2 separate regions of the Homo sapiens genome follow, and region 1 is linked to region 2. A link is an interaction called in ENCODE POLR2A ChIA-PET data of the cell type or tissue named here. Cell type or tissue: Panc1. All regions are shown on one strand. Links, peaks and the distances in the headings refer to the core of each region. The heading gives the core; the rest is flanking DNA.

What was found. Peaks named below come from ENCODE experiments on the same cell type or tissue, not always from the same donor. Only the 100,000 strongest peaks of a DNase experiment are listed, where the experiment ranks them.
Region 1: POLR2A ChIA-PET joins it to region 2 with 13 read pairs; 6 of 35 experiments call an interaction of 5 or more read pairs at or near these places.

Annotation. Positions count from the first base shown.
Region 1 is chr15:67,086,781-67,096,716 of GRCh38, forward strand. The region is part of intron 1 of SMAD3 (SMAD family member 3); the gene reads left to right. Among named protein-coding and RNA genes, the nearest start is that of SMAD3, 26 kb to the left of the region's middle. RefSeq lists enhancers at 2,708-3,225, 3,226-3,742, 4,309-4,398, 7,104-7,874. In Panc1, for the core only: no CTCF peak of the experiment used is centred there; no DNase peak of the experiment used is centred there; H3K4me3 peaks cover 1,151 bases; H3K27ac peaks cover 5,000 bases.
Region 2 is chr15:67,180,815-67,185,995 of GRCh38, forward strand. SMAD3 (SMAD family member 3) reads left to right here. Exons shown (of 9, transcript NM_005902.4): 6 at 427-639; 7 at 3,913-4,050. Among named protein-coding and RNA genes, the nearest start is that of SMAD3-AS1, 36 kb to the left of the region's middle. In Panc1, for the core only: no CTCF peak of the experiment used is centred there; no DNase peak of the experiment used is centred there; H3K27ac peaks cover 4,406 bases.

The DNA of each region.
Region 1 (9,936 bases), core at 1-5,000, 94 kb before region 2:
GGATCAGAAGACAGAGCATGGAGAGTGGAATGGGACACATGGATCAAGGAACGTGGACCTGAGCAAGCAAAAGCAAGTCACTCGGGTCCCACTATCACATTGCATATCTTCTCCTTTTTTTTTTTTTTTTCTGAGACGGAGTTTCGCTCTTGTTGCCCAGGCTGGAGTGCAGTGGTGCGATCTCAGCTCACTACAACCTCCACCTCCCAGGTTCAAGCGATTCTCGTGCCTCAGACTCCCAAGTAGCTGGTATTACAGGCGCCTGCCACCACACCTGGCTAATTTTTAGTAGAGATGGGGTTTCACTATGTTGGCCAGATTGGTCTTGAACTCCTGACTTCAGGTGATCTGCCCACCTCAGCCTCCCAGAGTGCTGGGGTTACAGGCATGAGCCACAGCACCAGCCTCTTCTCCTTTCTAACGTGATGTCAGTGTCTCTGGGAAGCAGCCTTAGTTGGCACCTCACTGGCAGCAAGAATGACTTCATGTTCTTGCTCCCATGAAAATTCTCTGCTTTCAGGAATACACTTTCCTCTAGGTTTTTTCTTTGTCTGCAAGTGGGGGGGTGTTCTTTGCCAGATCCCTGCTTTGATGATTACCATCTGCCCACCTGAGTTTCCTGCATAGTTTCAGTTGGAAACTCTTTTCTCTTTGGACCCTAAGATACCGTGTAATAGGATTGTTCTTGGTTTCAGTAGGCACCTGGCACCCTCTCAGCTGTGGCTGCATTTCAGGTATGGATGGGAGTGATTATCTGTGCATCAGAAAACTCAAGATTGTCATGTGAGCAAGTTGTGTGATCATCAGTAAATGCAGAGCTGGCTTTGTTAGGCCCTGGTTGTGGCCAAGGCTTTCCTTTCCCGGCGGGTGATTATTCCAGATTTCATGGTCACTAGCTGAGTGTAATCAGGAGCAGATAAGAAAGCCCTGTATAGAGCAAAGTATGCATTTCTTAAGGTGGTGGGGGAGGTGGCAGAGGCATTATATAGACGTGTGTGTTTGTGCATGTGTTTAAAAAAAGACTTATATTTTCTGGGCAGCAGAACTTAAGTTTCCAGTAAACATCTCCTCCCTTTTTACTTTACCTTTTAATTTTGTGTTTATGGTCTCTGTGCTTTGAAATTGTTTTTGCTGTGATGCCAGCCCTGCCTGAAATGGGTGGAGCAAGCCAAGCCCTTTGGAAGCCATGGTTTAGATCAGAGTTCTTGTACTGACATGGCCCAGCTGATTGACAGCTCAGATGTGATCACTCCGTCTCAACTAGAAGAATAAAAATAAAAACCTTGAGCTGGAGCGGAGAGGGGTCACACATTTGTTAGTTTATCCCCTACTCTCACCTTTATCGCAGGAGGAGTGATAAAGTGCTGCTGTGTGTAATTCTGGTCTGGGGTTGGTTTTCTGTAGTCCCAAACCTGGGACTAATTCTCCCTGGAGCCCGTGGCCCAGAAGATGGGTGCACAGTAGGGTTACTTGATGCTAAACGGCTTTCCCGATAGACTTGGGATCTCACTGTTCTTGTCTTAGCTTTACTTGTTGGGTTGGAGGAGGTGAGGTGGGTGGGCAGGGGCCTAGGGAAGCCCACTATAGAAACACTGGGACAGAGAATCCAGCCCAGGCTAGGTGAGAGCATCTGCCAGTGTGAAAACACGTGGAAGCGGGGGAGGCAGGCGAGAAAAGCTGTGGGAGAAAACCTCACAAATGCAGCAAAGCTGCCCAGGGCCCAAGCGGTGGGGCGGTAGCGAGGGAAACACAGTGGTGTTTGGCTGCTGCTTCACACCACTTTTAATTCAGCGCTGCTAGGAAGGCTATTTCAGAATGCTCCCGAGTGGGAGGGGGCAGCTGCTCTAGGGTGGGAAGGGGATGCTAAGGCCGGGTGCGGTGGCTCACGCCTGTAATCCCAGCACTTTGGGAGCCGAGGTGGGCGAATCACGAGGTCAGGAGTTCGAGACCAGCCCGACCAATATGGTGAAACCCTGCCTCTACTAAAAATACAAAAATGAGCCAGGTGTGGTGGCGGGTGCCTGTAGTCCCAGCTACTCAGGAGGCTGAGGCAGGAGAATCACTTGAACCCAGGAGGCAGAGGTTGCAGTGAGCTGAGATCACGCCACTGCACTTGAGCCTGGGCAACAGAGCCAGACTCTGTCTTAAAAAAAAGGGGGTGCTGGAGAGCATGTGGGGTGGATAGGGCTGACTAGAGACCTTTGTCAGGGTGACCTTTCTCCAGAGAGCCCAGTAGGCTCAGAAGGAAGGTCCCTCAGCACCCTGGCCCACACAGTTCCAGGGAGACCCCAAATAAAGCATTTGCACAAACAGTCCTGAGTGGAGCACACCTAGCCGCCTTCTCTTGCAAAGTGGGCCTTTAAAAAAGGGGTGTATGGCTGCTTAGTTCTGAAGAGGCCAGGCTAGGAGACCCCAGAGGGACACCCAGAAATCCCAGATATACCTCCTCCATCTGCTCTGCCTGCCAGATGACCCTTGCTACTTTACTGTTTTTTCTTTGAGCCTCTTGGTGATCTTGAATAGCAGAAAAATGAGCCAAATTTCCTTCAATCTATGCCAGTCTTCGTCCTCAGCCTCCCGGTGGGGTGATGAGTCACACCAGTGGGAAAGTGCACTGTATACTTGGTCATGTGCAGAGCACCTTCCCATTGGTTTATCTTTACAACTGCCCTGGGTGGAGACATGGCAAGGTGGTCCTATCCCTATTTTGCAGGTGATCAGGCACAACTTACAGTTAGCGCAGGAACAGGGACTGAGGCCAGCCCTCAGTTCTTTGACAGAGTTCTTTGTCTACACTGTGTTGCCTCAGAAAAAAATGCCCATGGGGAGTGTGTGTGCGTGGGCATGTGTGCTCTCCTCGTGTCCCTCAGAAAAGAATGAATTCTTTTCCAACTGATGTCACTGGGAAAGGGGGACACCACTACTTTCCTGCGTACTGCACTTTACAGTTTACAAAGCACTTTCCCACACGTCATTTCGTTTCATCTCCCTGACAGTCCCTGGAAGTGGGTGCTAGTCTGGATGAGCAGGCGCAGACTTGGAGAGGCTGAGGGACTTGGCCCAGGGCATATAGCTAGGAAGCGGCCAGGCAGTAAGTGGGTAGCACCACTGCATGTTGGGGGTGGGGAAGCATGAGCTGGATGGAGCATTCGGTGGTCTAACCAGTGGCCAGCAGTAGTGTTGGGGTTTGCTGCCCTCACCTCTGAAGCCACACAGGCTCCTGCTTCCTGAGGTCACCCTCTCCTGGAGGGCTGCCCCCGCATGGGAGTGTGGACAAGTGTGCACGAGGGGGAGGCACACCCAGGCCGAGTGGAACACCACCCTAAGGGGGTGGTGACAGGTGGCACTGGGAGTGGCTGGAGTCGGGGTTCACCTTACTCAGGGTCAGGGCTTCCCATTTTGCAGGACTGAGAGGTGGACTCTGAAGGAATGCAGTGCTTAGAATCTTGGTGCCTCTCCTGGGGTGGTGGGAAGAGCAGGGAGTCTCGAGTCCGATTTTGCCAAAAATCCCAACTTTCCTGCTGAGTAGCTCATGAGACAGGCATTTCACCTCTCTGAACTTCAACTTGGGGGTACTCAGATTTCCTTCAGAGGCTGTGAAAGAGTCCCCTGCCACAAGTTACTCCTCTGTTCAGAAGTGACTTGACTGATCATCTAGCCCAACCCCATCATTGACAGCTGGGGGAAACTGAGCTCCTGAGCGGGGCAGTGACTTGCGCAAGTCATTTGTTGGGAAGAATGGGGCAGGATGATGATGATGTCCACTTCTTGGGGACGATGGGGCAGGGTGGTAAACACTTCTCAATGCTTGCTTATGGGCTCTGATGTGAACCACTCACTATAGGCTGAATCCTGGTTTTCCAAGTGTTTAGAGGCTGAGCTGTTGTCCCCTGGGATTTTGGAAGGTAGACTCACATTTCACTGAAAGCCCTAGATGCTTCTCCTTACTGCAGTTCCCCTCCCCAGCACTCCCATCTCCCTGTTTTCTGGGGATTTAAATCAGCTTTGACTTGGGTCTGAAAGTAACCCGTGACAGCAGTAAGCCTCTCGATCTGTTGTTTGCAGTGTTTCAGCTAAAATATTATAAACAGACCACCAAACTGTGTTTGGTCCAAGGCCAAGCCCCTCCCTCCCTACTTGAACACTTGATTACCTGCTGCAGGGTTGCGTCTTGAGCTCCGAGGAGGAAACTGTTTATTTCAGGGCTGTTAGAGTGCAGTGCAGGAATCCAGGAGAATTTATTGTATTGTTACCATCTGGTTTCATGGAGTCTGTTTCTTTTGATTTTAATTGTGCCCTCTGGAGAGAAAGATCCTCGAAATGGTGGAAAAAGAAGATACCACCTTCCTCCCTGCCCTGCCCATGCCCTGGCACACACATTGCTATGGTGCATGGTGGGCATGGCTGAACCAAGTCCCCTTATTCTTTGAACATCTTTGCGTATTATTCCTGCTCCCCCAGCCGTCTCCAGGCCCCAGTCTCCTCTGGAGGGATTTCCCAGATGGCTTCCAGGCCAGAGCCTGACAGGAGAGATAGGACCTGCCTCCACGGTAACAAATGGCTGAAGGCGGTTTGGGGTGTTGCCAGTAGCCTGCCCTTCCGCAGTGGCTAAGGATCCGGTGTTGCGGTGATACATGATGTGACCTCTTCAACCAGTGAGTCACTCACCCCCAGATAACCACCCGGTACTTTCAGGGGAAACCGTTGTATCATTGTGGCTGTGGCCATGGTTTCTCCAAAATAAGGTGTTTTTAGAAATGAAAGTACAGGGATTGGTTTCCTTAGATTCATTGTCATGGATTCATAGTTCCCCAACCTTTTTCACGTAAAGACTCACCTCTGTTTCCTCTTAAATTGTACATTTGGTGTCTGTTTTATATATTAATAATAACTGACACTCTTCTAAAGTTTTTTGGGGAAAGAAAACATAAGTTTACCAAGCTCTCAATTCTAGAAGGTAATAGCCTTCTAGAATTGTCCATTTGCATAAGCATTTTTATGCTTATTGCTGTAATCAGTGTGTCAGTCAAACGGGAAGGAGGAACTACATCAGGTATTTAGCACAAAGGGAATTTAATACGGGACCTTGGTTACACAGGTGATAAAGCAGCTGAGAAGCCACAATGGGAAGGTGAGGTGACCCAGAACTTGGAGGAAGCCGCTGCCTTTAGGCTGGAGGGACAAAGGGAACAGGTGGTGTTCCCAGAGCCCAGGGTTGGGGTCACCAGTGGGCCTGTCTAGAGCAGTTGCAGCTGCTTCTAAAATTGCCGACCCAAGGTAGAAAAGGAGAGAGGGGAGAAACACTGTGGCCTCTCCCTCCCTCCTACCCACTACTTGCTGTGAGAGCCTCCTATTATTTAAACCCTGCTGGAGGCCTCCTGATCTGGAGCCTGGAAAGTCAGGGCTCAGCCCCAGGGAGGACACAGCAGAGCACAGGAAGATGAGGGATGGATCAGAGGGCAAACTGGACTTGGACCAGCACAGGGTGCAAGCCTGATGCTCTAATTTTATATTTTATCAGCATTTTCTTATATGTGGCTTTCATAATTACACATATTTTATCAAGTAGATGAACCGCATTTAACCATTCCCCAGCTGTTAGGTGAACACTTTAAATTACTATAAATCAGCAGTTCTCAAAGTGTGGCCCTGGGCCAGCAGCGTCAGCATCACCAGGGAACTTACTAGGAATGCAGAGTCTCAGGCCCCGCCCCCAGGCCTCTTGGATCAGAAACCCTGAGGGCGGTCCCAGCAGTCTGAATTTTGTACACTCTCCGAGGGCTGCTGATGTGCATTTGAGCTTGACAATCATGATTATAGGCAATGATGCACCGTGTGGAAGCTGGGGGCAGGATACTGAGGAGGGTGCTGGGGGTAGGAGTGGTGGAGGGAGTTTGTCCAGGGGAATGTGGTGTAGCGGAAAAGGCACAGGACTGGTAGGGCTGTGCCCCTTTAGGCCCAAGCCTGCCCTTGCTCTTAACCTCTTAATGGGTTTCTTCTTTCTTCTGTTAAACAGCTAAAAATATCAAATCATGGGGTTGCTGTGACGGTTAAATGTAATAACAGGCACGATGTTCCATATATGTTGGGTCTTCTGGAGCTTTGGGGAAGGAGGTGTGGCAATAACAGCCAGCTTCTGCATCATGGAAAATGGCCCCCATGCCCATCCCTGAGTTGTGTGGTCTGAAAATCAATGATGAACACTTAGGAGGCTTGTAGCCTGCTTTGAGTCAACAGGAAGACTGGACTTGAGAGTTTGGAATCTATAGTCTAACTTCCCTTCCTCACCCTGTCTTTGTAAATGGTGCTCATCTAACCCTACAGTTACTATCTTTTCACTCATGTCTAGCCACTTGTTAGAGGGGAAGGAACCCTGGTGTCAGGACAGGACTCCTGGCTCCCTGAGCTTGCTGTGTATTCCGGGGCATATCCTTAACCTCTCTGAGATGTACTTTTCTTATCTGTAAAACCTCTATGTTGATGCAAATCAGGTGCGATGATGGACGCAAAAACTGCCTTGAACACCTTAGCGGGCCTGTGAATATAAAGCCTTCAGGATCCACACCTCTGCCAGGGCCCACACCAGCCTCGCCACCTCGGTGAGCCTCTCATTCCACTGCCAGTGCAGGGGTGCATAATCAGGATTTGCCAGTGGAGGTAGGAAGGGTGGCTGGATTGTGACTGTCACGCTCCTGGCATCAGATGATACTGGTAGCAAGCTAGGGTCGTCTGTGCACTTTGCTCTCTCTCAGTCTTCCCAGCAGCCCTGTCAAGCGGGGAGTCTAGCAAGAAGTGGCCAAGGCGCAGATCATTTAAGAGGAAGGATGTGAGCAAACTGGATCCCAAGGGGACAGACAGAGGCCCACTTTGCCTCAGAGTCCAGAGAGCTGCTGCTGCTAAGAAGGGAAAGAGGAACTGGGTCGGGGTGCCTGCTGACTTGCAGCGCTGTGTTGGCATGCGAGGTAGCACTGGTTGGGAGGCGGTTACCTGAAGGAAGCAAAGGCAGCTGGTGGTTCCTATCTTCTTGCCTCTGGCAGCACCTAAAAGAAGCCTCTTGGGCCAATGAGAGGATGGACTGTCCCCCACCTGCAGAGTTCTGTGAAGTGGTGCGGACGTCTTTGTTGATCTCATTTGGTGCCTCCCCCTGTTGATGGCTGAGGAAGCCAAGGCTCTGAGAAGGCACATGGTTTACCCGAGGGGACACAGGCAAGGAATCTGAACCCGGATTGCATTTTCTGTTTTAGGGCTCTTTGTGTGACCACGGTGCTTCCCAGGCCCACACTTCCAGTGTTCCAGGCCCTTGACCACCAATCCTGTGGAGGGGTCCTCAGGGCAGGCAGTGGGACCACCTGAGGCCTGCGTGGGGTGGCCTGTGGTGTGAGGGACCCAGGAAGTCAGCCTGCACCTCGGCGAGTCAGAAGATGTGGCCATCCACCAACCATCAGATGTTCCCCTACGCTTAGGGCTGTGACCAGAAGTGGCATCAAGATGGGAGGCGAAGCTTCTGGGACCAGAGAACCAGCTGCTCCTGTTCATCCTGCTTTTGGGTGAATAGCTGATGCTCTGGGCCCCTCATCCCACCATCCCACCCCGTGGCTCCTCCTGAGCAGGGCTGAGGGCATTTACCTGGCTGCCTTCTAAAGCAGACTTGGCACGAGACAATCTTATTCAAACTCTGCTCAAAATTGCTACCCTGAGGAGAGGGCTGTGACCAGGCAGGACGGGGTGTGATAACATGGAACGCAGGGCCTGCTGGAGCAGGCCCTGATGAGTGTAAATAACTGTGTTAGAGGCAGGACCTGAGCTTTTCACTCCATAAATATATATTACTTCTAATGTGGCCAGGGCCGAGCTGAAGATCATAATTATGTGAGATCTGCTTTACAGGCATTTAGGGAAATGCGTGGGGCTGCACTGATGTAGGCAAAGATGTGGCCACATACATTTAACGTGTCTCAGAGGAGCCTTTGCTTTAACCCTTTAATCAGACCCTTCCAGGGTGCTCCTGACTTGATGTTCCAGAGCGTTTGGAGTCAAGAGTTGCACTCTTTTTTCTTGCATTAAATGCACTTGAGTTTTAACCCAGTCTCTGGGCGGATGGCAGGGCTGCATGAGGGGGTCTCCGTGGATGTGGATAAGTCCAGAGAAGTCAGCTGAGCTGACTGGGCAGGTCTTGGGTAAGTCACGCCACTTCCCTGAGCCTCAGTTTCTCCAGCAGTAAAATGTTACCTGTCTGTTAGGGTTGTAAGATTGAGTCAACATATGTACAAGGCATTGCTTAGTGTTTACCACCTTGCTGTGAGCTGGTAAATGGTTGGTTGGTCCCTTCCTCTCCCCTTGGTGTTAAGCATATCAAAAGATGGCTGCGTGCTCACCTCCCCTGCTTTACTGGGTGGACAAAGGAGCTGTCACACAGTGTGGCAGCCTTAGAAAGGTTAAAGAAGGCCAGTGAAGTCTTCTGGCTCATCTGGTCCTGAGGTGGGTGAGCATTAAACCCAGATCCTTTTTGTGTTTCAGTATTGGATCCTTTGGCCGTCATATCTGAGACCCAGGGCCTCAGAGTGTGGGGTCCTAACCTAATTTGGCTTTGGGTGAACTGGCCAGCAAATGGAAGGATGGCTGTGGAAGTGTGTCTTGAGCCTGTCCTTACACAGGTGTGGCTGTCATCAAGGCCATCTTCATGGGCACGTGACGAGTACAGTCACATAGAGTTCATGCTCAGGAGGGCCCTATGCTTGGTTTAATGCTCTGCTGTCACCAGCTTGAAATCCTTTTTTTTTTTGTTATTGTTGCCCAAGCTGGAGTGCAATGGCTCAATATCGGCTCTCTGTAACCTCTGCCTGCGGGTTCAAGTGATTCTCCTGCTTCAGCCTCCCGAGTAGCTGGGATTACAGGCACCTGCCACCACACCCAGCTAATTTTTGTATTTCTTTTAGTAGACGTGGGGTTTCACCATGTTGGCGAGGCTGGTCTCGAACTCCTGACCTCAGGTGATCCAGCCTTGGGCTCCCAAAGTGCTGGGATTACAGGTGTAAACCACTGCATCCGGCCCATCTTGAAATTCTTAATAATTTTCTCTTTGACCTAGTGTTTTGGAGCATGAGCATGGATAGAGGAGATGTGGGCAGCATGTGCCCATTGAGCCTTCTGCCCCATTCACATGTAGCATTTGAGCACAGACTTCTGCCGGACCTACAATGTGGGGGAGTTGAGTGAGAGTCAAAGTGAGTGTGAGATGTCACATCTGCGACTGAGTAGCAGGGGCCCTGACAGTCCTGATGCTTTCCATCTAACTGGAACTTGTCTTGGTTGTAGAAAGAAGGCGATGACATTCTAAGAAACATCAACGACCAAAGAACCCCATCATATCCTTTATTACTCACGTCACTTCCCTGACACCAACCACTTATATTGAAAATGATGACGGAAGAAGGGAAAGGAAAGATAGGGCACCCATATTGCCTTTTCCTTTCAGATCTTCCTTACTCCTCAGGCAGCATAAAGAGTGAGGTAGAATGGACACATAGCGAGAAGTGAAGTAAAAACGATTGAGTTAGCTTTATGGATGTTTCTCTGGTTCTGGTACATCACAAAATGCACATCCAAGTCCTAAAATACAATTCATGTAATGTTGGTGATTCCACATACTAGTTAAAGGCTTTTTATATTTGCAGTTAAAACTGGCATCACACAATATAAATAGGAGTGGTAAAATTCATGCTAATTCATGTAATTTAAAATTTTAATGTTGCTTTACTTAGAATAATATTAAATAGCAAATTAAAAATACCATGACACATCAAGAGAGAGACTGTGGAGGAAAGAGAAAAAGCTTTCTATTTTAGTACCATGATTGATACTTTTTTTTTTTTTGCCTTTTGCACAAAGGGTTCCATATTTTCATTTTGCACTGGGCCCCACAAATTATGCAGCCAA
Region 2 (5,181 bases), core at 1-5,000:
AGGTGTGGCCTGCCCCACAGTGAGTACACGCAGTGGCTGTCCCAGGTTCATCCAGGTACTGGGTGGCCCCTGGTCCTCTTCAGGTTTGGCCCAGCCCCTCCTTGAAGACTCCTTCCATCCAGTCAAGGCCAAGCAGGCGGGGCAGGGCCTTTATGAGCTAAATAAATAAATAAATAAATAAATAAATAAATAAAAAGAGAAATCAATGGCCCTTTACACACAAGGCTGATGGAATCTCCTCCAGACACCTGAGCATCTTGTTCTGGTGGCTCTTGCCAGTTTTATACGATAAAAGGCATGGGGTAGGGAGATTATAATCCCTCTGAAATGCGGGGAAATGGTTTTCCAGAGTGTCCATGGGACCCCATCGAGGGAGCATGGGGCTTGGGACACCCAATGACCCAGTAGCCCACCCTGTGTCCACAGACCTGCAGCCAGTTACCTACTGCGAGCCGGCCTTCTGGTGCTCCATCTCCTACTACGAGCTGAACCAGCGCGTCGGGGAGACATTCCACGCCTCGCAGCCATCCATGACTGTGGATGGCTTCACCGACCCCTCCAATTCGGAGCGCTTCTGCCTAGGGCTGCTCTCCAATGTCAACAGGAATGCAGCAGTGGAGCTGACACGGAGACACATCGGTATGGGGTGGCTCCATTCCCCGCCCCCCCACCCTGCCCCTGCCACTCTATCCCACCCCCAGCCCCAGGCCTGAACACACAGCCTCTGAAGGGAACCTTGCGTCCATCCTTAGCTGTGCTCTGCCTCCTGCTGGGCATGGGGGAAGACTCACTGCCCCAGCAAGTCCCCTACACTCTCTGTTGCCCTGTTTAGGGGCCAGACAGGTAGTGTTCAGGCCACTTGATCATTCCCACTCAAAGATATAATCTCAGAAAATCTGGAAGCCACAGAGGAAAATAGTTCATCTAAGGGATCAAGAAGGGAACGTCTATGAGAAAGGCAACATATGAAATCTATTTTTTTTTTTTTTTTGGAGACAGAGTCTTGCTTTATCCAGGCTGGAGTGCAATGGCACAATCTTGCCTCACTGCAACCTCTGCCTCCTGGGTTCAAGCGATTCTCCTGCCTCAGCTTCCCAAGTAGCTGGGATTACAGGCACCCAACCACCACGCCCAGCTAATTTTTGTGTTTTTAGTAGAGACGGGGTTTCTCCATGTTGGCCAGGCTGGTCTCGAACTCCTGACCTCAGGTGATCCACCTGCCTTGGCCTCCCAAAGTGCTGGGATTACAGGCGTGAGCCACCGTGCCTGGCTGAAATCCTCTAAATAAAAATACTCTGAAAGTACAGATGGATAGGTTGATAAGTAGGCAGTCATTGTTGGAAGAGTGATCTTCTCTTATTTTCATGTATCATTATTCTAAACAATTTAGAAAAGGTAGAAAAGAATTGTCCACTATCCAAACACCACTACTGTGAACCTTCTGCCTTCTAGCCCCCAGAACATAAGTAAAAGATGACTTTGTGAGTTTAAGGAAGATGAAGCTGTGTTACGCATCACTTGGTTTGCTTATGAAGTTATCAAGCTTAGAGGATTTTACGATCCAGAATCACAACTGTCAGAACTTAGAAGGGCTGTAGAGAGATGGCAGAGTGAGGTTTTCTCAGACCTTGTCCTGGAGCCCCAAGGGTTGGCAAAGGGTTCCTGCGGCAAACTCAGGAGGTGGGCAGGTTAGCAAAGGGAAGCCTGGTCCCACGTGAACCAGGGCACCTCTGCACTCGCTTGCTTTATATCTCGGGCTCTCACAGAAGACTTCATTTGAAGAGAGGATTGATTCTGTAGTGAAGAGAAGAAAAGTTTGGAGGCCATGGGCCTAGGTCTGTGCTCTCATTTTCTAGGAAAGGGACCTGATGTCTAGGGGGTTGGGGAGGGTAGGGAACGGCTCTGCAGAGACCTCATTGTCAGTGACAGACAGCCACCACTACCAGACCTGTTGTTCCCATTTCGCTTTTTGTTTTTTACTTCAAAAAAGATACTTATTCTGGGTGGCATACCACTGTTTGATTGATTGATTGATTTAGAGATAGGGTCTTGCTATGTTGCCCAGGCCCAGTCGCAAACTCTTGGGCTCAAGCTATCCTCCCATCTCAGCCTCCTGATTAGCTGGGACAATAGGCATATACCACTGCAACTGGCTTTTTTCTATATTTTATTAAAAAAAAAAAAAAATATATATATATATATATATATATATATATATTTTTTTTTTTTTTTTTTTTGGAGCGGGGAGACCAAGTCTCGCTCTTGTCTCCCAGGCTGGAGTGCGATGGCACAATCTTGGCTCACTGCAACCTCCACCTCCCAGGTTCAAGTGATTCTCCTGCTTCAGCCTCCTGAGTAGCTGGGATTACAGGCATGTGCCACCACACCTGGCTAATTTTTTGTATTTTTAGTAGATATGGGGATTCACCACGTTGGCCAGGCTAGTCTCGAACTCCTGACCTCAGGTGATCTGCCCGCCTCAGCCTCCCAAGGTACTGGGATTACAGGTGTGAGCCACCATGCCCGGCCTATTTTTTTAAGTTACTGAAACGAAACAAACATTTTTGGTCTGGGTCTTCGCATCCCCACCTCTGCCTTCTGCTCTTACTGACATGATACAGTTGTGGACAGCCAGGAAGTCATCCCTCCTGTGGACTCTGAGCCACCAGCACCCTGCAGAACTAAAGCCAGAAAAAATGGGGAGTGGTTGGAGGAAGGGGACAGTAGTGGGAATAGGAGGCAGGACAGGGGACATCCAGTGATGCATGGGTCGGTCACCTCGTGTTCATCCTACCGGATGCTGGGCCTGTAATATCTGGCTCCGTGTTCTGACCTCTGAGCTTCTTCCCCAGGAATGGAGCAGAGACTTTGCCATGCAGGAGAAGGGACCATCCCCTGGCCGAGCAAAGAGCTCATTGTCAGAGTTTACGCAACTGTTTGAGTTGCAGAGCCAATTTAAAAATAATTTCTGTCCATCTGGAGTGGATTTAAGAGATGAAAGAAAAGTAAATGATATAAACCTCTGGAATGTTTTAGAAAAATGCATTGAGGGAAGAAAAAAATAAGGGCATAGCGTTAAACCATCCCTGCAATAAAGGGCTCCTTGGGGTGTCTGCTGCATCAGAAGGAGCCCTGCAGGTTTACTGAATGAATCTCTGAATCTTGGAGTGTGAAGAGACCAAATAATAGTGGGGTAGTAGTAGCAGTAGCAGCAAGAAAAGCTGACACCAGGCACTTACTGTGTGTCTCACAGTAATCCTGCAAGGGTAGAGGTTATCATCATTCCCTTTTTTTTTTTTTTTTTGGAGTTAGGGTCTCACTCTGTCTCCCAGGCTGGAGTGCAGTGGTGTGATGGGAGCTCACGGCAGTCTTGAACCCCTGGGCTCAAGCAATCCACTCACCTCAGCCTCCCAAGCAGCTAGGACTACAAGGATATGCCACTATGCCCAGTTAATTAAAAAAAAAATGTTTTTGTAGAGATGAAGTCTCATTACATTGCCCAGGCTGGCCTTGAACTCCTGGCCTCAAGTGATCCTCCCACCTTGCCCTCCTAAAGCTCTGGGATTATTGGTGTGAGCCACCGCGCCTGGCCCCCATCCCTATCGTAGAGACAAACGAAGACTCAGAGGGTGAATAACTTGACTGAGGCCCATGCCTACTCAGTGGCAAAGGCTGTCACTGAGACCTATCCTGTGTGCCCATCTCTTGTCATCTGCCTCCCTTGGCTTTAGGAATCCGGCAGTGCCCATTTCCCCTACTTTAGGCTTGGGCTTTGGGGCCCGTTTGCCTGGGGAAGCTGGCAGTCACTGGGAGCAGCTCTGCTGTTCTGCCTCCTTTGCGAGCCTCAGGTGGCCCCAGGGCCATTGTGTGTGAGCAAAGGCACCCTGTCCAGTCTAACCTGAATCTCTGTAGGAAGAGGCGTGCGGCTCTACTACATCGGAGGGGAGGTCTTCGCAGAGTGCCTCAGTGACAGCGCTATTTTTGTCCAGTCTCCCAACTGTAACCAGCGCTATGGCTGGCACCCGGCCACCGTCTGCAAGATCCCACCAGGTAAACGAGCCGCACAGGCACCCCTGCCTTGAGGTCCCTCTCCGAGTGCATGCCTAGGATGCTGGAGAGAGTCCACCTTTCTCACCTTTTCTGCTCACTCATGATTGCGTTGTCAATCTGGAGGTGATTGGATTAGGTTTTCTCTATGCCCACAGATCTAACTGTGCTTTCCCTGAACTTCCAGGGAGCAGATGTAGCATCTGATAGGTCTGCCTTTAACCTGTGGGTACCTGCCTGTTGCCCTGTGCGTAGATGCTCAGGCAGTATGGCTTCCTTTCTTCACTCATTCATTGCACAAACAGCATGCAGGGCTCTGTGCCAGGTGCTGTAGGGGATGAAGAGGTAGATGCGGCCCTGCTCTGCCCCCGCAGACCTTACAGGCCTGCAGAGCACAGAAGACAAAGACACGGATGAGTTCAATATAAGGGACGGGTGCCAAGCACCAAGCCAGCAGCCCAGGTAGAGAGAAGGCCCATTTAGCTGTTGGGATGGATCAGGGAAGTCTTCATGGAGGAGAAACATCCGGATCCTGAAGGATAGGTAGGCACTAGGCACAGGGAGGGCATTCTAGACAGGGGGAGCAGCCCAGGCAAAGGGCCTGAGGTAATGGAGGGCAGGACATGGATGGGTAGCTCTCTGGCTGGAGGAGGGTCATGTATGAGACCGTCAGGGGAAATGTTTCAAAAGCACAACAGCATGAGGCCGTGGAAGGACACCAGAGAGTTTGACTCTAGGGAACTGCTGAGGGTTTTCTGAGTGAGCCTGAAAAATCCCACCTGTACCCCAAGAAGAGGTGTCAGGCTGCACCCCCGAGAGTGGTTTGGACAGGGCCACGCCTGGACAGCAAGATCAGGCAGGTGGCTGATCCCATCTAAGGCCTCTTTCCTCAGGAAACCAAGGCAGAAAGCCCCAGCCAAAGTCCACTTTTCACAGGACGTGCAGCCACTGTGTAGGCAGCCCACAGAACATGGCCTGTGACAGACTAGTGGAGCAGGTAACCTGGCCAGGCCATTGCCTGTGGCACGTGTGTGGCATGCCCCTTCCTGCCCACTGAGTAGCAGATGGTAGTGGAGAAGTGGTAGACCACAGGCAGGGGAAACTTTAGAATGCAGAAAGTCTGAAATGATAATA